3 separate regions of the Homo sapiens genome follow, and regions 2 and 3 are each linked to region 1. A link is a loop called in an ENCODE intact Hi-C map of the cell type or tissue named here. Cell type or tissue: Panc1. All regions are shown on one strand.

Evidence for each region. Peaks named below come from ENCODE experiments on the same cell type or tissue, not always from the same donor. Only the 100,000 strongest peaks of a DNase experiment are listed, where the experiment ranks them.
Region 2: it touches region 1 in a loop (3-fold over the local background); 2 of 110 quality-filtered maps call a loop at or near these places.
Region 3: a loop joins it to region 1, with 2.6 times the contacts of the local background. A loop is called at or near these places in 2 of 110 quality-filtered maps.

What each region holds. Positions count from the first base shown.
Region 1 is chr7:64,481,178-64,489,177 of GRCh38, reverse strand. No RefSeq gene overlaps it. Among named protein-coding and RNA genes, the nearest start is that of ZNF680, 78 kb to the left of the region's middle. In Panc1, no CTCF peak of the experiment used is centred here; a DNase peak (open chromatin) is centred at 4,842.
Region 2 is chr7:64,430,462-64,438,461 of GRCh38, reverse strand. It overlaps the pseudogene YWHAEP1. Among named protein-coding and RNA genes, the nearest start is that of ZNF736, 120 kb to the right of the region's middle. In Panc1, no CTCF peak of the experiment used is centred here; a DNase peak (open chromatin) is centred at 3,471.
Region 3 is chr7:64,614,461-64,622,460 of GRCh38, reverse strand. LOC100128885 (a long non-coding RNA gene) reads right to left here. Exons shown (of 3, transcript NR_077227.1): 3 at 3,872-7,962. Among named protein-coding and RNA genes, the nearest start is that of ZNF107, 48 kb to the left of the region's middle. In Panc1, CTCF peaks have their summits at 416, 620 (motif pointing left), 2,967 and 3,174 (motif pointing right); a DNase peak (open chromatin) is centred at 3,190; H3K4me3 peaks cover 226 bases.

The sequences.
Region 1 (8,000 bases):
GATTTAGCCAGCCTTGTAAAATGCCACATAACAAACTGGGCCACAGTAAGAACTAGTAAACTAGTTAACTTAGCTGACCAATTATCCTACACTATGATAAAAAAAGAAAAGCAGAAGAGTGCCCACTTACAGCTAAAGCAATTAAGTTCTCAAACCTGTCAGCTGTAGAAAGATTTTAAGCTCCCTTGGTCTGAGAACTCTTTCCCTCCCAGTCTGTTACTACTGTAAAGGATCAGGACACCTTAAAAGGGATTCTCTTAGGCTGAAATGAAAGAAAAGGCAGGAAAATGCAATTCAGGAAGACTAGGGGTGCTCTGAGGAAGTACAGAAGTTTCACCTCTCCAAATATTCTATCCTGATGAACAAATTGAGAGAGATTAATATAATAAACCATGAGCTTAAAACTGTTACAGGAAAGGTGTCCTGATCCAGATCCTGAAACAGGGTTCTTGGATCTTGCGCAAGAAAGGATTAAGGGAGAGTCTGCAATGCAAAGTGAAAGCAAGTTTATTAAAAAGGTAAAGGAATAAAAGAATGGCTACTCCATAGAGCAGCCCTGAGGGCTGCTGGTTGTCCATTTTTATGGTTATTTCTTGATGATATGCTAAACAAGGGGTGGATTATTCATGCCTCCCCTTTTTAGACCATATAGGGTAACTTCCTGATGTTGCCATGGCATTTGTAAACTGTCATGGCACTGGTGGGAGTGTAGCAGTGAGGACCAGAGGTCACTCTTGTCGCTATTTTGGTTTTGGTGAATTATGGCTGGCTCCTTTACTGCAATCTGTTTTACCAGCAAGGTATGTATGACCCGTATTTTGTGGTGACCTCCTATCTCATCCTGTGACTTAGAATGCCTTAACCATCTGGGAATACAGCCCAGTAGGTTTCAGCCTCATTTTACCCAGCTCCTATTCAAGATGGAGTTGCTCTGGTTCACACACCTCTGATATTTCCCCCCTCCCTTTTATAAGAGAACCATTAGCCCTAAGGGTTTCAGAGGGATGAAGAGCCATCTTCTGTAACTTCTTCATGATGAATAGGGGTGATAATATTCCTGCCTAGCTATGAGGGTCTCTTGCATTCAGGGTAGAGAGGAGCTCAGTAAGAAGGTATCAGTATGGTAAGGTCCCTTTATAACTCTTGAGTTTCAACAAAAGGTGGTATCTGGAACATTAAGGAGTGTTTAGTTTAAGGAAACATTCAGTAAGCTTGTCCTGTATTTCTACACAGAGTATAACAGCAATACATTTCACAACAGTGAGACAAAATAAGTAAAGTTATTCAAAGTAAACTAAATTAGAAGGCTTTCTGTGAACTGGGCAACTGTTGAAACCAAGATGATATGGGGTTGCTAGCTGATTGCAATGTGCCCAGAATAAGAATATTGATCCAGATTTTTATATTACCTATCCCTCTTGTTTCTTCTGAGCAGCAGTCAGAGATCACTGGTTGGTTCACAGGAATAAGCAGGGTTAGCCTAAATTGCAGAAACAAACTTAAAAACAACTAATGAGACTAGAATCTAATAACAAGTATACTGTAGTTTTTGAAACATAATATCCCTCTCTCCAGTTTCCCATTTTTACTAATGGCAAATCATGGTAAGACAAATTTCTTTATTATACTTGGCCTGATTATTTGTATAAAGTGCAGTAAGAATAATTATTTTTCACATCGGCTCTTTTTAAATTGGCTTTGATGGAATTCTGTTCCATAGAAGGAATCTTATATAAGACTTTTTAAAGCCAAGCTCAGCCATCAGTTTGTACCCTCCAATAACTATGAGTTGAGTAAATTCTTCTCCTCTTGGGGTCCCAAGATAACTTGGGGCTTCTGGACCTGTCAGAAAGTGACATTATTTACTTACCACAGATAAGAAACCATGTACAGGGACTGTTGTAGGCAAGGTATGAGCCCAGTTCCCCAAAGGGCTTTTACTGGCTCTACAAGTCAAGTTTGATTCCTTAAAGGAAAGCACATCATTCCAGTCAAAGCCTTGGTAAAATAACCAGTTTCTCCAATTGTGTCCTGTTGTAAAAGAAAACAGATTCTTATTGCCCTTATGCAGATAACTATATTGCTGTAAGTTAAGAACATTCAAAACTAGTTTCCAAATTCTGAAGAAATCAGGTAGAGAGAAATAAATATGTTCCAAATTTTGTTCATAGGAGTACCTCAACTGTTAAAAGCTGTAACTAGCTCAAAAGAAAAGTTTCCTTGACTCTGAAAAACAAAACAAAAGATCAGAAGTGTTTTAATCAAAGTTAAAAAGATTACTTCAGTTTTCTATTGGTTCAGTTAATTCAGTTAACTCCTGTTAACTGAACATTCCATTCATGAACACTCCACCTCTTAATGAGAGTTCTAAAAGTTGTTTCCTTTATTCCAATGTTACAATTTCCAAAGTTATTAGAAACCTGCATTTAAGAACACCTGCTAGTTCTATAGTTGATTATAAGCCATCTTCTAAAGAGGATTAAACAACTATCTATGGATAATAAAAAGTTTTAGGATAGCCACTATTAAAGCCACAACTGATAAGGAAATTTGGTTACCTCTGTGGCACACAAAATTTTACATAACAATGATAATTATTAATAACATACACTGTCATATTAGAATAATAGAAGTTTCCCATAACTTTGGAACATATACCAATAACAAATTTATGCAAATATAGTCCAAAAAAAGGAAAACATCATTTCAAATTTGATGCGTCCTGTAAGATTTTTATACCACATAAGCCAAATTTCATCTTTACATTAATGTACTATTAATGTCAAACCCAATAAAACCTAATAGACATATTTACCCAATTTTAATGTTTAACCATAAGGTAAGATTCTTATAAACCTTTTATAAACTTTTACATTGATTGGTGTGAAAGAGCAGATCAGTACTTTTAGAAAAACCTATTGTGCTTTTATTCCAATGTTTAATTTATGGAAAACTGAATAATACCCCTTTAACTTTAGCCAATATGTCCACACACAGGATCTCTTACAATTAATTTTATAAACCTTCCACAACTTGTTTAAACCTTTAGATTTTTTTCTTACTTAAAACAATCTTTTAACACTTCAATCTAGGCAGAAAAAAATCCACATTTCCATGACCTCTTATAAACTTTCACCAAAAAACACCTTGCATGTAGAATTGTTTCTTTAGTAGTTTCAATTACATGTTATAATGTTAACTCTTAGGAACTTTTATTTTTGGTGAAAACCTTGGTAAGTAAGGGATTTTAATTGTGTACTAGGTGTGGATCCTAGCCTAGGACACACCAGGCAGAAGTGCAAATAAGGGTTGACTCTCCAGCATAGCTAGGGGGCGTGGCTAACTCCACATGTCCCTAGGCCTTATCTCAATTAAGCAGGCAAGTTGTACAGTAAGAGTTATACTGGCATTTTATGAAGCATTTAGGAGGCCTAACAACCTTTGAATTGTACAACATTTTTTTGCATAAATTCCCTTTCACAAATCCTTTCATGAGTTACACAGACTATTTGAGGCATTCTTGGATTTTTTGACTTGCCCTAAACATCCCTCCTTTTAAACAACCAGTCATTTTACTTTAGGACAAGAATTTACTATACAAGATCCTTTCTTATAAAATCTCTTTCTTTATAATCTTCTTTGTATAGCTAGGAGGAATGGGTAATTCCACATGTTCCCAGGCCTTATCTAGAACATGTTCCCAGGCCTTATCTAGAATCTAATGGCTTTAGGGTAAGTAAATTGAACAATTTTTAAAAGTTAAAGAAGCAGTTGATAACCTTAAAGCATTTAACAAACTTAATATCTGACCGGCATAATTTAGTCTAAATGTTTTTATCTTATCAATAACTTTTATTTATCAATAATTTTTTTCCCCAGAAAAATTTGAGGCCAGGCATGGTGGTTCACGCCTGTAATCCCAGCACTTTGGGAGGCTGAGGTGGGTGGATCACCTGAGGTCAGGAGTTTGAGACCAGCCTGGCCAACATGGTGAAACTCTGTCTCTACTAAAATCCCAAAAATCAGCTGGGCGTGGTGGTGCATGCCTGTAGTCCCAACTACTCAGGAGGCTGAGGCAGGAGAATTGCTTGAACCAGGGAGGTGTAGGTTGCAGTGAGTGGAGATCGCTCCATTGCACTCCAGCCTGGGCAACAAGAATGAAACTCTGTCTCAAAAAAAAAAAAAAAAACAAAAACAAAAATTTGGGAAATTTTTATTTCCCAAAGATTACTAAAGTTACATGAACTAAAAGGCATTACAGTTTTTATTTTGCTTTTATAATATTGCATTTAAGCACTTATTTTTGTTTCAACCAATTAATTAGAGCCCTTTTATATAAACATTATACACAACACATCTATAGCTACACAGAAGGACAGAAGAAGATTACTACAGTAGTTGTAAGATTTTTCATTTGCCAGTTTTTAAGTCTTAATTGGATTACTGACTTTAGGGTGGAGCCCTTGGAAGAACAGGGCCAGGAAAGGGGTCTCTGGTGCCTCCTGTTTTTCCCAAGGAGTCCAGGCTGTTAAAGCTTGAACATTCACTTTTAATTAAACTGATTTTAATCATAGCACTCTTTAATAAAGTCCTTTTAGGATTTTTTATGCCAAATGGCTGATATTTCTGGCTTTTTAAACTTAACCAAAGATAACTGCCCAGGTGCTTAGAGAAAGAAAAATTTAAGACAGTCTGCAGAGAAGAAGAGAATAGACAAGGTCACGCAGATATTAAACCAAAAACGACTTACTTCCTAAGTGGGGAATCAAACCTGGACCGCCACTGTGAAAGTGCAAAAACCTTAGCTACTGAGCTACAGCATAAGACAGTCTTCATTTCCTTTCCTAGGAGCCTAGAGTAGTTAATTTTGAGCTTGCAAAGGCTTTTTAACTATTTAATATGATTTTTAGAGCTAACTATGACATGAACCCTAAAATTCCTGTTCCCTGGAAGGTTGAGATCAAGAGAAAGTACCACCACGTGATTAAAAGGTCAAGCTCCCAAGGACATAAAACAAGTTGGAGACTTCATCCAGTTTTTTGTTTGTTTCAGGGACCTGCAGCCAAGTTTGTTACTAACCAGCTTGCTGGGATGTCTTGAGAAGCAGCTTACAGTCCAGGCGTGGTGGCTCACGGACTTTGAAAGGCCGAGGCAGGTGGATCACGAGGTCAGAAGTTCAAGACCAGCCTGGCCAAGGTGGTGAAACTCCATCTCTACTAAAAAAAAAAAAATTAGCTGGGCATGGTGGCGGGCGCCTGTAATCCCAGCTACTCAGGAGGCTAAGGCAGGAGAATTGCTTGAACCCAGGAGGTGGAGGATGCAGTGAGCTGAGATTGTGCCACTGCACTCCAGCCTGGGAGACAGAGTGAGACTCCATCTCAAAAAGAAAAAAAAAAAAAAAAGGCAGCTTCCAGGTGTTCTAAGCCTGTTTTATCCTGAAGTACCCCTTGACACAGAAAAATGAATCTGTAGCACAAAATATACCAGCTTAAGACTACCCTTAGAATTCTTTTTTGCATTAGTCAAAGCTTTACAGAGAAGATAAACACTTATTTTATTTATTTATTTTTTTGAGACGGAGTTTTGCTCTTGTTGCCCAGGCTGGAGTGCAATGGCGCAATCTCGGCTCACTGCAACCTCTGCCTGTGGGTTCAAGTTATTCTCCTGCCTCAGCCTCCCGAATAGCTGGGATTACAGGCATGCGCCACCACGCCTGGCTAATTTTGTATTTTTAGTAGAGACAGGGTTTCTCCATGTTGATCAGGCTGGTCTTGAACTCCCAACCTCAGGTGATCCGCCGGCCTTAACCTCCCTAAGTGCTGGGATTACAGGCATGAGCCACCGCACCTGGCCACACTTATTTTTAATTTTTATTTTTAACCATTCATTCAACCATTTGCGCAGAGAGAGAGAGAAGCCAGAAATCTGACTACTAAGAAATTTTTACCCTTTTGACGGCATGCCAGGCTTCTGGGTTCCTTTACCCTGAGTGGCCCCAGTGATCAGGCTTGTGGCACCATTGCCCTGGGGGCCAAGTCACATCATAAAGGAAAATTTTTTTTTTTCATTCTGGCCAGAGCAAAATACGTGTGATAAAACACAGACATAAGCTACTCTGCTTAGTGCCCAATATCAACTGACAAGGCTTAAATTTGCCTCCAGATGGGCTTCATCATCTTTAATTCAACCTCCAACTTGGAGTTTCAACATGTGGTCTCTGGGCAATAAGGTTGCCCTGAGTAACAGAAAAGATAAAAAAGGAAAAGTAGAGAAGGAAAGTATTGCCTGTGGCAGGGTGGGGAAGGTGAAATGCTTAGGGAGGCCAGAGAAAAGACCCACTCATGTGGGTCGACAATGAAAAGTTCAGGCAGCCGCTTGTTGGTAGCAAGGGGATGTTTTCCAGCAGTCCCATCAGCTCTCAAGTTTCCCCTTTTAGGGACGAAAAAGCTCCCTATGTCCCACAATCCTGTACATGCCTAACCCTGTCACCCACAGCCATCAGCAAAGACTGCAAGAAAGTTTAATCCAAAGAGAATAGCAGTTGCCAAACCTGTTCTTACCTGTTCTTACTTTACTGAAAGGGACCTCTAACTCCCTAAATCTTAGAAGGGACTCTAACCCTCCTAAGTCAGGCCTCTAACCTGAGGTCAGTCAAGCGTCCTTGCCTTTTATTAAGAGGGTCCTCTAACCCACTGTGTATTAGGGGAGACTCTAACTCCCCTAAGTTGGGCCTCTAACCCAATCCCATTCTTTATGCGGGTAACCCAAAGTCATCCAATCAGTGCTGCAGTCTATTTCCTTCCCAACCCAAAGAGTTCCTTCAGTATTGTCCCTTCCAGGTTTGCCAGAAAGATGTTACAGGACCCCAACACTTACCTAAAGGTAGCCATTGGGTCAGGGTTTCTGCAATATAGTCTGTTCTGTGGTCACCAGAAATATGTTACAGGAAAAAAGTCGCAATCCAGATCCCAAGAGAGAACTCTTGGATCTTGCACAATAAAGAATTCAGGGAGAGTCCACAGTGCAAAGTGAAAGCAAGTTTGTTAAGAAAGTAAAGGAATAAAAGAATGGCTACTCCATAGACAGAGCAGCCCCGAGGACTGGTGGTTGTCCATTTTTATGGTTATTTCTTGATGATATGCTAAACTAGGGGTGGATTATTCATGCCTCCCCTTTTTAGACCATATAGGGTAACTTCCTGATGTTGCCATGGCATTTGTAAACTGTCATGGCACTGGTGGGAGTGTAGCTGTGAGGACCAGAGGTCACTCTTGTCGCTATTTTGGTTTTGGTGAATTATGGCTGGCTCCTTTACTGCAATCTGTTTTACCAGCAAGGTATGTATGACCTGTATTTTGTGGTGACCTCCTATCTCATCCAGTGACTTAGAATGCCTTAGCCACCTGGGAATGCAGCCCAGTAGGTTTCAGCCTCATTTTACCCAGCTCCTATTAAAGATGAAGTTGTTCTGGTTCACAGGCCTTTGACACAACTGCCTTAATTGACACTGGCATGACTATATCTCTGATAAATCCCACCTTATTTAAAAACCCCATTCCTTGGATAATGAAAGAATTAACATGGTAGGTATGTCTAATAAAAGGATCTTATGTTTTAAGTCGAAACCTATACCTTATCATTTCATGGGGTTCAGATTCCTTACAGCAGGCTCTAAGTGTGACGTGCTCAGTAGGTCCCATATGTTTCTTATATGCCCTGCGGCCTCTGTCAATCTTTTGGGCTATGATCTTCTCAACACCCATGATGCCTATATCTCTTTTTCATCAAAAGGTAAACTTTTTTTATAATTGGAGCCAGGGGACCAAAAATATCAAATTAAAAAATGTCCTGACAATGTACCACAATTTAGTACTAGTAATGTTAAAACATCATCTTGTGACCAGGCAAATAAAATGGAGACAGAGGAGAAAATACTAGGGGAGAAGAGAAAATATGGGAATAAAGAGCAGGAAACAATAAAACTCCTTTCAGCTTCTCTA
Region 2 (8,000 bases), 51 kb after region 1:
GTTCTAAATGGAGTTTACATGTGGCTAGATAATACTTGTTAATTACCTTTAACTTTTTAAATACATTAATTGAGGTATAATTGACAAACTAAAGGTGTATATATTTAGGATTTAGAATATGATGTTTTGAGACATGTATACATTTTTTAATTACCTCGGTTAAGCTAGTTAACATATTTATCACTTTACATAGTTACTTTATGTGTCTGTGTGTGAGTGGGTATGTGTGGTGAGATTACTTGAGATTTGATTTTCAAAAATTTTAAGTATACAGTATTATTAACTATTGTCACCAGTCTATATGTTACATTCCCATCATTTATGTATTTTCTAGCTGAAAGTATGTATCTTTTGACTGATGCCTTGTCATTTCCTCCCACACCCTAGCCCGTAGTAATTATTATTCTTCTTTTCCTATGACTCTGAGTTATTAAAGATTTCACATAAATACGAAATCACGCGGTACTTGTCTTTTTGTATCTGGCTTATTTTACTTAGCATAATGTCTTCATGGTTCTTCAACGTTGTTGAAAATGGCAGAATTTTCATCTTCATTAAAGATAAATTACATATACATATATTTATCACAGTTTTGTTATATATTCATCTACATATGCTAAGTAGTAACCTCTCTAATTTATCAAATTATCTTTTCCATATTATCATTCAAATATGATATTGTTTTGCATTTATTATTAAAATTAATTTCCTGTCTTTAAAAAATTTTCATAAAATTTATGGGGTCAATTCAATCTGCCCTCTTGATAAAAGCCAAAGTTACATGTCAGTTTTACTAATTTGGATTAGATTGAGATTTTTATTGCCTCAAATAATAAGTATAAGCATTAAGGATAAAAATATAATTACATTCTTCACCTTACAACAAAGAAAACTTTGGATTATTTATTGGACAAAAGACTTATTCTATATTATTATTTCTATTTTTGTGTTACCTAAACATTTACTACACATAGAATACCACAAAACAGGAATAAATAAATCGGTTGTCACAAATGATGAAAGTAAAATTAAGAAATAAGATATACTTCCCAGAGAATGTTTGTAACAAAAATAAATGAAATATGTTTTAGGTGATGCATATTCTAATTCCCCTGATTTGATTATTACATATTATATGCTTGTATCAAACTATCACATGTACTACATAAAGATGTACAACTATTATGTGTCTGTAACAATTAAAAATAAGAAAGTATATATGAATATATATGTATATATAAATAATCATGTAACGAGTAAAGTATTAATTAAAAATATTTCCACAAAGAAAAGTTTAGGGCCTGATATCTTATATGTCAAATTCAATGAATATTTAGTAAATACTATCAATTGTTTAAAAAAACTTTCAAAAACTGAAAAGAAATTTATACTTTCTAACCCACAACACTAGAGTTATTGTACAATAAAATAAAGTATATAATAAAAATTTAAAAAATTCTCCAGATTGAAAAATAACAAAGGTCTTTTTTTGCAGATGATATAATTTTCTATATAAAAATATATAAGGAGTTCAATAAAATATCCCTAGAACTATAAACAAGTTAATTAATGTCACTAAATGAAAGATCAGAAAACAAAATTAAATTGCACTTATAGACAAAATAAATCAACAATGAAAATGAAATAAAGAAAAAATATATTTATAATAGCAATAAGCAGAAATATTAAAGTTTTAAAAGGAAGTACAAACATATTACACTCTATTTCTTAATTCAGAAAAATCATAGAACTGAATAAATTAACATATGTTAGATAATCAAGTTTTAAATTATCATTTTTAAGATTAGAATATCTCACAGATTGATCTACAGATTCAATAAAATCTCTCCAAATTTTTAACTATTTCTAATGGAAATTGACAAGTTCTTCCCAAAAACAAATATAGATAAGCTGGGCTTGGTGGCTCATGCCTGTAAACCCAGTGCTTTGGGAGGCTGAGGTTGGAGGACTGCTTGAGGTTGGAGGACTACTTGAGGCCTGGAGTTGAAAAACAGCCTGGGCAACATAGGAAGGTACTGTGTCCAGAAAGATAAAAAAATAAAATTAGCTGGATATGGCAGCGCATGCCTGTAGTCCCACCTACTTGGGAGGCTGAGGTGGTGGAATTGCTTGAGCACAGGAGTTTGAGGTAACAGTGAGCTTTGATTGATCCACCTCACTCCAGCCTGAGTGGCAGAGTGAGACTCTCTCTCTAAAAAAAGATTTAAAAAACAATATAAATGTGCACAGAATACCAAATACACAAAACAGTCCTTAAAAAGAAAAATAAAACAATTTATACTTTTTGATGTAAATTCTTATTATCAAGGATAGAGTCATGTAATTAATAGATTTGAAGATCCAGCCGGGTGCGGTGGCTTATGTCTGTAATCCCAGCACTTTGGGAGGGTGAGGTGGGTGGATCACTTGAGGTCAGGAGTTCAAGACCAACCTGGCCAACATGGTGAAATTCCATCTCACCTACAAATACAAAAAAATTAGCTGGGCATGGTGGTGCATATCTGTAATCTCAGCTACTTGGGAGGCTGAGGCAGGAGAATCGCTTGAACCTGGGAGGTGGAAGTTGCAGTGAGCCTAGATCCTGCCACTGCACTCCAGCCTGGGCAACAGAGCAAATGTCTCAAAAAAAAAAAAAAAAAAAGGAAGATCCATTTAAAAACACATTCATTTATGGCAAATTAACATTCACAAAAGTTCCAAAAAATTTCAATGTGGAAGAAACAGCTTTTCCAAGAATTTTTCTAAGAAAATTGGCTATAAACGTTTAAAATAAGAAGTCAGACCCCATCTCAAATCAAATACATACTGAAATACTTAATATGAGCTGTAAAGCTAAATGTAAGAGCTAAAATGACAAACTCCTTACAAGAAACGCAGAAGTAAATTTTTATAATCTTTTATTCAATAACGATTTATTTATTTTTTACATTTAGGTTTGTTTTATTTAAGTTTAATGTTAATTCCATACTGTGTTTCAGTAAGAACAATACAGATTCTATATCTGTGGCTCCAGTCAGATATCCAGTAGAACAAATTAGCTTCAAGTTACACATACTGAACAAAAGTGATTGAGCTAGAAGAGGGGAGGAGTGAGGGGAAGCAGGTAGGGGGATGGAGAAGGAGTGGAAACAAATAATTGAACACGCATGCAGGCCCTTTTCCACACCACCTGCAACGCTAACCCGCTTCAGTGGGAGAGTAAAAGTAGGCAAGAATGAGCAGCCACGATTGTTGAACTGTTACCAGCACCATGCTTTTCAGCAACATTTCAGTAGAGTTTGAAAAACTTTTTACAGCAAAACCATTTCAAAACTCTCTCCCCAAACAAACCTTAACCATCTCAAGCTAACACCGAGTTACTTTCAAACATTGGTATAAAATACGGTTTAAACAATTAGAAAAACTGAAAAATGATACCACTTTTGCCTCTATAGTGTGATTAATATCTCCCTTAGACGCTTGCATCACCTAGAAGCGTCACCTAATGGCTTTCAAAGGTAATTTCCATTTCTAATGGTAATCTTGCCACATCTGGCACGGAGACAATACAGTAATGCTGAGAAAGCCTGTATGCGGTCCTGTTAGTGTCTTAAAGAACCTAAAAGCTGGGACCAGTAAAATCCACAGAAATTCACTCTTGCCTTTAAGAACTTTTGAAAACTGTTTAAAAAACAAACAAACAAACAAACAAACAAACAAACAAAAAACAGGGCAGGAACCTAAATTCTGACGCCAAATGTAAAAGTCAGATTTGGTGGTTCTCAGTGACAATGGGGAGTTGCCAAGGGGTGGGATAGGGAAGAGCAGGGTGGTCGGAGATGGTTTTTCTTGTTGGCTTTTATGTCTCACTGATTTTCATCTTCCACCTCCTGCAGCGCTTCTTTATTCTGTTCTTCACCATCACCCTGCATGCCTGAAGTCCATAGTGTCCTTATAGCTTTCTTCACTCAGCGTATCCAGTTCTGCAATTGTATCATCAAAAGCTGCTTTTGCCAACCTGCAGGCATGGTCAGGGGAATTAAGAATTTCGTAGTAGAATACAGAAAAATTTGAGAGCAAGACCTAAGCGAGTAGGATGCATTGGTGGAAGTTCTGTCATTGCAATATCACTAGCAGCTTTATAAGCCACTAGGCTGTTCTCCACAGCCTCCTTCCTGTCATTTCCTGTGGCAAATTCTGCCAGATACCTGTGGTAGTCCCCTTTCATTTTATAATAGAAAACTTTGGACTCGCCAGTGTTAGCTGCTGGAATGAGGTTTTTGTCCAGTACATCCAGAATGTCACAACAGAGTAACTTTAGCTCAGTCTCAATCATTTGCTGATATTCCCAAATCATTTTTAGCTTGTCTTCTCCTTCCTTGTTTTCTTCTTTCTGTTCAATACTGCTGATTATTCTCCAGGAGGCTCTTCTAGCTCCAATTACATTCTTATATGCAACAGATGGGAAGTTTATTTCTTCAACTGTCAGTTCCACATCCATCCCTGCTACTTTCTTCATTGACTACACCATTTCTTGGAAGATACTGCCAGTTCAGTTCCAGAGCACATTGTATTGCTCAGCCTGCTCGGCCAGCTTTACCTGGTACCAGATCCTCTCGATCATCCACAGCGGCAGCCGCTCCCACAGGGTCTGCGCGACCGATGGAAGTGGATAGTGTCTCTGCCTCTCGCTCCGCTTCTGGGCAGCAAAAATGGCGACACCACAATCCGGGACTTTCCCCTGCCCACGCGGAAAACTGCTCAGCTCTGTGGCAACCGCTTCCTGGCAACTAATGATTTCTTAAATAACACAACAAAAAAGCATAATCAAGAAGAAACTGATAAACTTCATCAAATTGAAAAACATTTTTTTCCAAACACCAAGAAGAATATATAATCTAAGCTGCATAATGAGAGACAATATTTCCAATTACATATCTTCTCGGGCTCTAGTATCCGGAATACAAACAAAACCAAAACAAACTCTTGTATGTCAATAATAAAAGGACAAATTACCAATTAAAAATGGTCAAGGGACTTGAATATATGTTTTACCAAAGAAGATATACAAATTGCTAATATGAACATAAAAATATGCTCAATATATTTTGCTATTAGGAAAATAAAAATCAAATCACAATGAGATAATAATGAACACACTATATTGGCTATAACAAAGAGACAATAACAAGTGTCGGCAAATGTGGAAAGTATGGAATTTCTATGCATTGCAGCTGGAAAGGTAAAATAATGTAGTCATTTTATAAAACAATTTGGCAATTCTTCAAAATTTTAAACACAGAATTGCCACATGGCTCAGAAATTTTTCTCCACATATGTATGCAAAGGAAATGAAAACCTAAGTCACACAAAGACTTGTATGTGAATGTTCATAGCAGCAATGTTTATAAGAGCCAAAGGGGAATACCATCCAAATATCCATCAGCTAGTGAAAAAATATGTGTCATATTTATGCAATAAAATCCTCAGCAGTCAAAGGGAATTAAGCAATAATCCATGCTACATTGGAAATAAACCTCAAAAATAGTAAACTAAGTGAAACAAACTAGGTTTCAAAAAGATTACATAATTTATAATTCCACATATAAGAAGAGTCCATAAAAAGCTCATTGATAGACAGAAAATAAACTAATGGATGTCTAAGGCCTGGGTGATGGTGGAGAGTGAATGAAAACAAGACAGATTTTACTCTGAGATGATGAACATATTTTAAAGTTAGTTGTGATTATCAATATGTAACTCTGTTATAATATTAAAAACAGGCTGGGCGCGATGGCTCATGTCTGTAATCCCAGAACTTTGGGAGGCCGAGACAGGCGGATCATTTGAGGCCAGGAGTTCGAGACCAGCCTGACCAACGTGGTGAAACCCCATCTCTACTAAAAGTACAAACAAATTAGCCGGGCGTAGTGACGCATGCCTGTAGTCCCAGCTACTCAGGAGGCTGAGGCAGGAGAATCGCTTGAACCGGGAGGCAGAAGTTACAGTGAGCCGAGATCCCGCCACTGCACTCCAGACTGTGCGACAGAGCAAGACTCCGTCTCAAAAAAAAATCAAAAATAAAAAAAATTGATATTTACAATGAAAATGTCATTGTATTATGTAAATTATATCCCATTAAAGCCTATCAAAAATTAACATGCCAAAAGTATTAAAATAGCTTCTGACTTTAAGAAATCCAAGTAACAGACTTTTAACACCAAAGTTATTTCTGTTGATTTAATAAGTATTAAAGAAGAAGAAGATACTTTAAATATCACAAGAGGACACAAGTGCGACCAAAAACATTATAGAGGTTACGTAAGCAAAAAGAAAACAGTTTGTAAGGAGTATTTACGGATAGGAACCATCTGGTTTTACTAGACTAGAAAACTGAAGTCATTTACAGAAGACTACTGTAACTCAATTGTTACAAATAAGTAATGATGTCATCATAGAATGAGGAAAAATTAAAAATTAATTAATTAAAAATATTTGGAGAAGCAATCTAACATAAAGTTGGTTGATGGCACCCGTCTCTACAGTCAGAGTAGCCTATTGCTAATGCAAAAGCTGCACATTCATCGCTTCTTCAAAACCAATCTCAATACCCAAATCTGATACTAATCTCTAAATTTATTACTGTAATTTATGAGAAGATATCTGCCTATTTTTTATTACATAACATGGCTAATGTTCAGTATTTGAAGGTTTTATTAAAAATAACTTAAATTTTTTATTTAAAACTTATTATGGCAGTTAAAAATGTAAACAAAAATATGGAAATTATACAGAAATTCCTGATTACCCATCACAAGGCTCCAGCCATTATTTTCTTTCATTTTCAATTATTAACTCCATTTTTTTGTAAAGTGTTAAATATAAAAATCTGTATTGTTAAATTTGTAGAAATTTTGTACCTCTAACAAAAAAAAATGAAAATATTATTATGATTCCTCATAAATTTTTTTTTTTGAGACAGAATCTTGCTCTGTTGCCCAGGCTGGAGTGCAGTGGTGCGATCTCAGCTCACTGCAACCTTCAGCTCCCAGGTTCAAGGGATTCTCCTGCCTCAGCTTCCCGAGTAGCTGGGACTACAGGCGCCCACCACCACGCCCAGCTAATTTTTTGTATTTTTAGTAGAGATGGGGTTTCACCGTGTTAGCCAGGATGGTGTTGAACTCCTGACCTCGTGATCCGCCCCTGCCTCAGCCTCCCACAGTGCTGGGATTATAAATATCCATAATATATACACAAAAATCCATAAATATATACACAAATATATATTTAAAAATATTTTTGGCCAGGCGGTGTGAGCCACCGCGCCCGGCCAAAAATATTTTTAAATATATATTTGTGTATATATTTATGCAATACATGAGATATGTTGATACAGACATGCAATATATAATAATTACATTATGGAGAATGAAGTATCCATCCTCTCAAGCATTTATTCTTTGTGTTACAAATAATCCAATTATACTCTTAGATATATTAAAATGTACAATTAAATTATTATTGACTATGGTCACCCTGTTGTGTTATATCAGGTCTTTTTCATTTCTTCTAACTACTTTTTGTATCATAAACTATCCCCACTTCTTCCCAACCCCCCCCCACTACCCTCCCCAGCCTGTAATAACCATCCTTCTACTCTCTATCTCCATGAGTTTAATTGTTTTAATTATTAGCTTCCACAAATAATTGAGAACATGTAATGTTTGCATTTCCTTTCCTGGCTTATTTCACTTATCATAATGACCTGCAACTCATGTTGTTGCAAATTACTGGATCTCATTCTTCTTTATGGATATGTAGTATTCCATGGTGTATGTACCACATTTTCTTTATCTGGTCTTCTGTTGATGCACATTTAGGTTGATTCCATGATATTGCTATTGCGAATAATGTTGCAATGAACATGTGTGTACATGTGTCTTTATGATAAAATAATTTATATTTATTTGGTTATGTACCCAATAATGAAATTGCTGGGT
Region 3 (8,000 bases), 130 kb before region 1:
CTAAGGATTTTCCTTTGGCTGAAGGCTGGCGAATGGAGTTTGCCATCCTCTGATTGTAGCCATCCTGAGGTCTAAAAATATACCCTCGAAAAGTGGCCCATTCTATTTCTGCAGGGGAGTACTGAGGCTTAATTTCTCTTATGGAGCCTTCCCAGGTTAGAGGGGCTTGAAGTGTGTTGATGCCTCAAGGCTTCCTTGCTGCTGACTTAATTGCCTGATTAGCTAACGTATTTCCTTCGGCTACTTCATCTGTTCCCTTTTGATGTCCCTTACAATGCATCATTGCTATTTTTCATGGAAGAAAAACGGAGAATAATTTTCTGGTGATACTTTAAAAGAGATCCATTAGCGGTAAGAAAATGTATTTTCTTCCAAATGGCAGCATGAGCATGAAGAACCAAGAAAGCATACTTTTAGTCTGTGTAAATGTTAGCTACCTTTCCTTTGTTTAATTCAAGTCCTCTTGTAAGAGCTATCAGTTCAGCTAATTGAGCGTTTGTGCTGGGGAGAGAGACACACTTTTAATAACGTTGTTTAGAGTGACTACTGAGTATCTTGCCTTATGTATTTTTTGCTTTACTGGCTATTTGTTACCTAAGAGGTCCCCCTAGAGGACAGTAATTGTGTCATGTTGTGTGGGGTGTAAGTTAAATTCTCTAGTATAATTAAAGAGAATTATGATTATAATTTCCAGGGTTAATTTGGAGACTTTTCTAAGTAGTAGAGCCACCATGGCAGTGGCTACAGGAAGAGGGGAGACCTGAATTAGAGAACAGAAAAGAGGGAGACTGGCTCTATTGTTTAGAAGGATGATTATCTTCCTTCTTTTAATTTCCAGAATCACCTTGGGATCCTAGGCTATAATGGCAGTTTGAGCTGCTGGAGCTGGGGGTTGGGTCCCTAGGACCCATTATTCCTGCCAAACGATCTGTGAGACTGGTTCTGAATCTAGTGACCTCATCTCTGGGGGCAGTTTGCTCTCTAGTGTCTCTGCCACAGCCTGCAGAGGGTTGAGGTGGCTTCTTCTTGATGCTTGGGCACTGCTTCTTAAAGTACCCTGACTTGCCAGACTGATAGCAATGAGCAGATGAACCTTGGAAATCCTGGACATTGCAGGCTTGCAAAGCAACTACTAGAGCCTTTGTCCTTCTCCTGAGTTTCCTCGCTTTCTCTTGGGTTTTCTCCTGGTCCCTATTATAAAAGGCTGAAGTGGCTACCTTCAGGAGGTTCTCTAAGGTGCTATCTGATTCTATAGCCTGCTTTTGTAGTTTCTTTTTTAATATCAAGAGCTTGGCCTGGCGCGGTGGCTCACGCCTGTAATCCCAGCACTTTGGGAGGCCGAGGCGGGCGGATCACGAGGTCAGGAGATGGAGACCATGGTGAAACCCTGTCTCTACTAAAAATACAAAAAATTAGCTGGGTGCAGTGGCGGGCGCCTGTAGTCCCAGCTACTCGGGAGGCTGAGGCAGGAGAATGGCGTGAATCCCGAGGCAGAGCTTGCAGTGAGCTGAGATCGCACCACTGCACTCCAGCCTGAGCCACAGAGCGAGACTCCGTCTCAAAAAAAAAAAAAAAAAAAAAAATATCGAGAGCTTCGTGCGTAATAAACCTGTCCTTTAGAATGCACTATTTGTTGATTGGATCAGAAGAAAAGGAGATATGCTCTATTAGTGCCTCTCTCTGCCTTTTCATAAAGGCTGCAAGACTCTTTTCTGGCATTTGGTCTATCATGGACAGTTTAGAGTAAGAGATTTGTCCTCATGGACAGTTTAGAGTAAGAGATTTGTCCCTATTCATAAACCCTCTAATATGCATATTAAAGTGTTTTTTTTTTTTTCCATTTATCTGCAGAGCTATTGGAGTTCCAACCAGGGTTGTAAAGAGGAACTGCTTCCCTTCCTATTGGGAATGGTGTTTCTGTTATTTCTTCACTTTCTCCTTTTTAAATTTTGGTGCATTATAGGCGACATATTGTTCATTTCTGCAATTCTCTGCTGCCTGTAGAGCTGCCTGCTTTTCAGCTGCAGTTAGGGTTTGGTTTAGGAGCAGCACAACATCCTTCTATGTGAGGTGAAACACCTGAGTCAAATTTTGGAAAGCTTCTATATACCTATTGGGGGTTGTCAGAAAATCAGCCTAAGTCTTCCTTTATTTGGCTAAGGTCTTGTAATAAGAGAACTTGAGATGGCTCTAAATAAGGGGGATTCTCAAATGGCTTCCCTGGAACTTGCTTTTCTAATTCTGGTGAATCATTTTCTATAAGCCTGCCTGATATGACTTTTTAAAAAGCTGGGTTGATCTTACACTACCTGCAAAGGTGTAGTATAAATGTCATGCCCTTGTGCAAAAGAAAATGGTTGCTTTCTTCTTCAAAGTCCGGAGGTTAAAGAAGTTCCAGTGTTACAGAATGCACTCCAGAGGGTTGCAAGCTGAAGTTGGTCTGTTGCCCATCTAGAAAAAGTGAGAATAAAAGGGTCCTTTTAGTCTCCCTTTTTTTTGGTATGACCAAGGGTGAAGGGGAAAACAGTGGGAGTGTCACCTCTACTCTTTTCTCTCCTTGGTTCCTGGGTCCTGTCACCATGTTAAATGTGTCACTCATGGTTGTGGGTGTGACCTCTCCAAGCCATGAAACCAGATGAACTAGGTGATGGATTTTAGCCACAATTACCCATATAGCCTTATTTGTCCACTTGTGATTTCCCTTTGACTTTCTAGACTTGTGTGATCTGTGTGCCACCCCAAAAAATGGATTTTGGGAAAGAATATGTAATAGTTGCCTTTGGGCAAGGCTCATTTAATGGAGGGATTGTGCTAGATGGAACTCTGTATTCTACTCTTATGCCCCATGCTAAATCATTTACCCTTAGAAAATGATTCTGGTTAACTTTTGGATGTAAAGTTCCCTTACTAATTAAGTACTATTTTAATTAGAGACAGAATAGGTGCCTTAAAGAACACAAGGGACCTAATGGCATTTTTCCTGCTGATAGGACAGTATTCAAACTAAAATTTAGCTATGGAAGACATTTTACTCTTAATTGTTAAAGGCAGCATTTTCCCATTCACAGAAGGGCATAGAGCCTGATTTTTAGCGGTGCAAAAAGGGAGAATTGGGAAGCTACAGTGTATTGCAAAAGACTGACAATGTGCCTCATGGAGATAATTTCTATTTCCACTAGGTGGTGCTGTTGGCTTAGAAATACCATGTACTCACGGAGGACGTGTATTGGGTTAGTATGGCATTTGCCGATCTTTCCTAACAGAACTGTTCCCCCGAATTGTAAAAATTCCTGCACATTTCATACACAGAGAAAAGACATGGTGACTGCAGATAGAAAAGGAGAAATTTTGCAACAGGATAGATGGAGATTCTCTTTGCTAACACCTGGATGAGTGGTCAGAAGTTGGCTTTAGTCCAGAAGCCTTTGGATAACACCAGGGTATGCCCTGGCCCGAAATTTTCAGTTGCTCCAAAACCTCTCCCAGCCCCATGTAATGGCTAGGTCCTCCATGAAAGAAAACTGGTTTAAAGCATGGCCAATGTGTGTATTGCAGGGGATTCATCCTCTCCCCAGTAACCCTCACATTTGAGTCTTCAAGAACAGTAGCCATGCTAATCACATTTTTAAATGGCTGTTTGGATGCCCATTATTAATTTGATTTGATTTTATAATAAGGCCCATAGCCTCAAAATTAAAGGACAGATTCTGAGGTTCACTTCCATACTTATTGCTTTGATGTTTATACCTATCATTCCATTTCTGATTCTGAAGGAGCCCCCAAATGAAGTGGCTTTGTTCTGTGGGGACATACCTGAGGTTTCTTGTCTCATACAGAGAAGATTAATGACATGGACACGCACACACGGAGTGAGTTTAAGAAGCAGAAAGTTTAATAGAAGAAAGGGAGAGACAGAGCTTCCTCTTTCAGAAAAAGTGGGTCACCCAAGGGGGTTTCTGAGTTTGGGGCAGAATAGATTCAATTTTATAGAGGATTGGATTGAGGAGGCAGTGATTGATTTACACAGGGCCCAGGAGATTGGTTTGACCAGGTGTGCCATTTACATAGCCCACAAAGAAAATGTCCCTTCTACCCTAATCTTTTATTATGTAAATGTAATCTCTACCTGGCCGATGCCATGACACCTGCACACGTGATGACAGAAAAAGGAGGGAAAATTGTCATGTGTGGTGTACCTGGCTTTTAGTATAGCTCCTGGCATTTGCATATGCAAGCTTCCAGCTTGCTGATCTATGCTTACAGCTTCACGTTTTAGGCTGCTTTCTTTTAGGAAAACAAATAGCTCTGGGGCCCTGTTTTATTAAAGAAAAATTCCATTGAGAACCCTTACTCTTACTAACTCCCTAAAATAATTTTGATTTAACTCCTGTATTAATATTGCCTGTATGCTAAGTCCAGTGATGTCAAAATGCTCCTTCTGGGCATGGCCTTAGCAGGAAAGACAAATCACCTGGTGTCATGGCCCAGCAATATGTCACAACATTTTCTATGGGCAGAATACAGGTAAGAGAGAGTCACATTTCCTAGGTGATAAATAAAAAGATATTTTACAAGGTCCCTTGTGGGCAGGGCCCAGGCAGAAGCACCCCATCCCATAGGTATGGGTCCCAGATATGTGTAATAATCTCCAAAATATGTGGGGCCCAGGGAAAACAGAAGAGTTTCATCACCTAGATGCTAGGTCCACCTACATGCTAGATGCTACCAGGTTTCATCACCTAGATGCTAGATGCAAAATCAGAGATATGTCACAATCCCTGATTTTGGCAGGGCCCCGGCAGAAGAGGAGAGTGAAATCAATCACCACCTCTTCTCCGTCACCTGGGTGATGAATAAACAGATATGTTCTAATACCTCTGTAGGCCGGGCCCATGCAGATTTGCATCATGAAAGTGTTAGACCCAGCCATATGTCACAATACTCAATGTATGCAGGGCCCAGGCAGGAGAAGGAAGTCACATTACCTAGGTGCTGGGCCCAGTCATATATCACAATCTGTCCTTGGGCAGAGAGATCAAGCAATAGAGGAAAGTCACTTCACCTGGGTGTTAGGGCCAGCAATATTTCACAATTCTCTCTGTGAAAAGTGCTTAGACAAAATTATAGGCTCACATCATCCAGGTGCTAGGTTTAGTCATTTGCCACAATCCCATCTGTAGGGCCCAGGCAGAAGGGTCAAATCACTTAGGTGCTGGGAAAAGGTGTATGTCACAATCACACCTGCAAGGTCTAGGGATTATATTAAACATCCCACACACGTCCTGGTTCTAGGTATGAGAGTCAATACCTTCTCTATTTTGGGTCTAATTTCGTGAGTCATAGTCTTAAAGGTGGCTAGATCTGTGTCTGAAAGCCTCAATCCCTCCTGTGAACTATTTTCCCCTAGTGGAGTCAGAGGCTCACAAGAGTGCTGAATCTTTATCTGAGAGTCACCAACCCAGCTGTGGGCCAGATCCACATGATTCAATTTTCCAAATTTCAGCTGGCTTTGTGTGTGAGGTTCAGAACCTCAACAGCGGGTTGTTTATGTGGGTGCAGGACAATCTTTACTGTTGAAAGTGTGTGCATACAAGTGTCGTAATCTCACCTGTGTGCTTGGCCCTGTTAGGACACTCTCTGTACTATGCTAGGGCTTTATGTTTTGCATGAGAGTCACAATCTATTCTAAGACATTTGTGCTGGTATGAACCTATAATCATATCTGTGTTCTTAACCCCAGGTATAAGAGTCAACATCTCCCTAATTTTCTGTGTCTAGATAGGAGAGCCCTCACCTTTCTATGAGCTGCATTTAAAAATGTTTTACTATCCCATATCTGGCTGGATGTTCACATATGACAATTCCAAATGTGGACTGCATCCATATGTGAGATTACAAGTAGGGTCTGTCCGTCTGTGAGAATTACAATTTTAATGGATAGTAGGGTGTGCATACACACAAGTAAATCTCACCTGTGCACTGGGCTCTGCAATGACACACTGTGTACAACCTGAAGACTTTATACCATATGTGAGAGTGTGATACTCCTTTCTGACCTTTATAAAAACAGAAGACCCAGAATCTTATCCATTTTTCTAAGCCTAGCTATGAGAGACTGTATCAACTATTGGCTGGTTCAATATATGAGAGTCATCATCACACCTATGAGCTGGAACAACATTATGTGTAACAAATCCACGTGCAGGTAGGTAATAAGCAGGGGAGTCACATCACCCGGGTGCTGGGCCAAAGATTTGTACAATATTACTTGAGGGCAGGGACCGGGAAGGATAGTAACATCCCTTGGCTGCTGAGCCCAGAGATATGTTACAATGCTCCCTGTGGGCAGGGTTCAGGCAAGAGAGACACATCACCTGGTTGCTAGGTCCAGCAATATGTCACAATCTTCCCTGTAAGCAGGGTGCAAATGGAAGACAATAGTCACATTTCCTAGGTAATGAATGCTGAGATGTCACAAGGCCTTCTGTGAGCAAAGCCCACTCATGTGCCTCCCATCCATCCCCTATATCACAATACCCAAATATGTGAGCCCCAGGCAAAATAGGAGTCACCTCACCTAGGTTCTGGGTCCAGTGATACATTATAATCCTCTTTTTGGCAAGGCCCAGGCAAAAGAGGCACAAAAGAGAAATGGCAGGGGATGAATGAAAAAATATTTCATATCTCCATGGACAGAGCCCATGCAGAAGAGTCACATCAACTAGGTGATGGACCCAGACATATGTTTCATATACTATGTGAACAGGGCCCAAGCATAAGAGAGTTACATCATCTAAGTGCTGGGAATATTGATACATCATAGTCGCTTCTTGGGCAGAGTCTAAGTAGTGGAGGACAGTCATACCACCTATGGGCTGGGTCCAGAAATATGTCTTGATACTTCCTGAGGGGAGAGCCCAGGCAGTATTATCACATCACCTGGGTGCTGGAACAGAGATATGTCATGGTCTTCTCTGAAAGCAAGGACCAGGCAGGAGGCTCATGTCACATTTGGCCAGTGATAAGTCACAATTCCTTTCTAAAAGCAGGGCTTGGGCAGTAGTCACATCACCTAGTTTCTGAGACCAGGTGTCACAGGGGGCTCCACAGGGAGCATTGTAACATATCACTGGGCTCAGAAACCAGCTGTCACAATACTTCTGGTGGGCTAGGCCCAGGCTGGAGACACATCACCTAGTTGTTGTGTTATGTCACCATCTTCCCTGTGGGCAGGTGCAGGCAGAAGAGATGAGAGACGTATGCCCTATGTGATGGATACAGAGTAATGTCAGAAAGCTGCCTGTAGTCAGGGCTGAAGCAAAAATGTCTCATTTCCTAGGTGTTGGGCCCAGCAATATGTCACAATACCAAAAACATGCAAGGTCCAGGCAAAAGAGGAGAGTCACATCACTTAAGTGCTGGGTTCAGTGATAAGTCACTATCATTCTTTCTGGCAGGGCCCAGGCAGAAGTGAGTCACATCACCTAGATGACTAAAAAAATGTGTCATAATACCCCTGTGGGCAGGGTCCATGCAGGACAGTCACATGACCTAGACATTATTCCCAGCCGTATGTCACAAAAACAATGAATGTAGAGCCCCGGCAGGAGAGTCACATAGCCTTGGTGCTGGGTCCAGTGATACATCACAGTTTTTTATTGGGCAGAGTCCAAGCTGTAGAGAGAGTCATATCACCTAGTTGCTGTGTGTGACAATATATAATAATACTCCCTGAGAAGTGGGCTCAAGCAGGAGATTCACATCACTTAGGTGAGAGGTTCAGAGATATGTCACAATGCCCCCAGGTGAGTAGCAGTCAGGAAGAAAAGTTACATAAACTAGGGCCAGAGCCCAGCTATATGTCACAATTACCGCAGTGGGGAGCACTCAGGTATGACAGGAGAGTCACATCACATAGGAGCTGGGCCAAGCAATATGTAGCAATCTGCGCTGCAGACAAGTCTGAAAAAAGAAAGGTCACATCAACTAGGTGATGAATC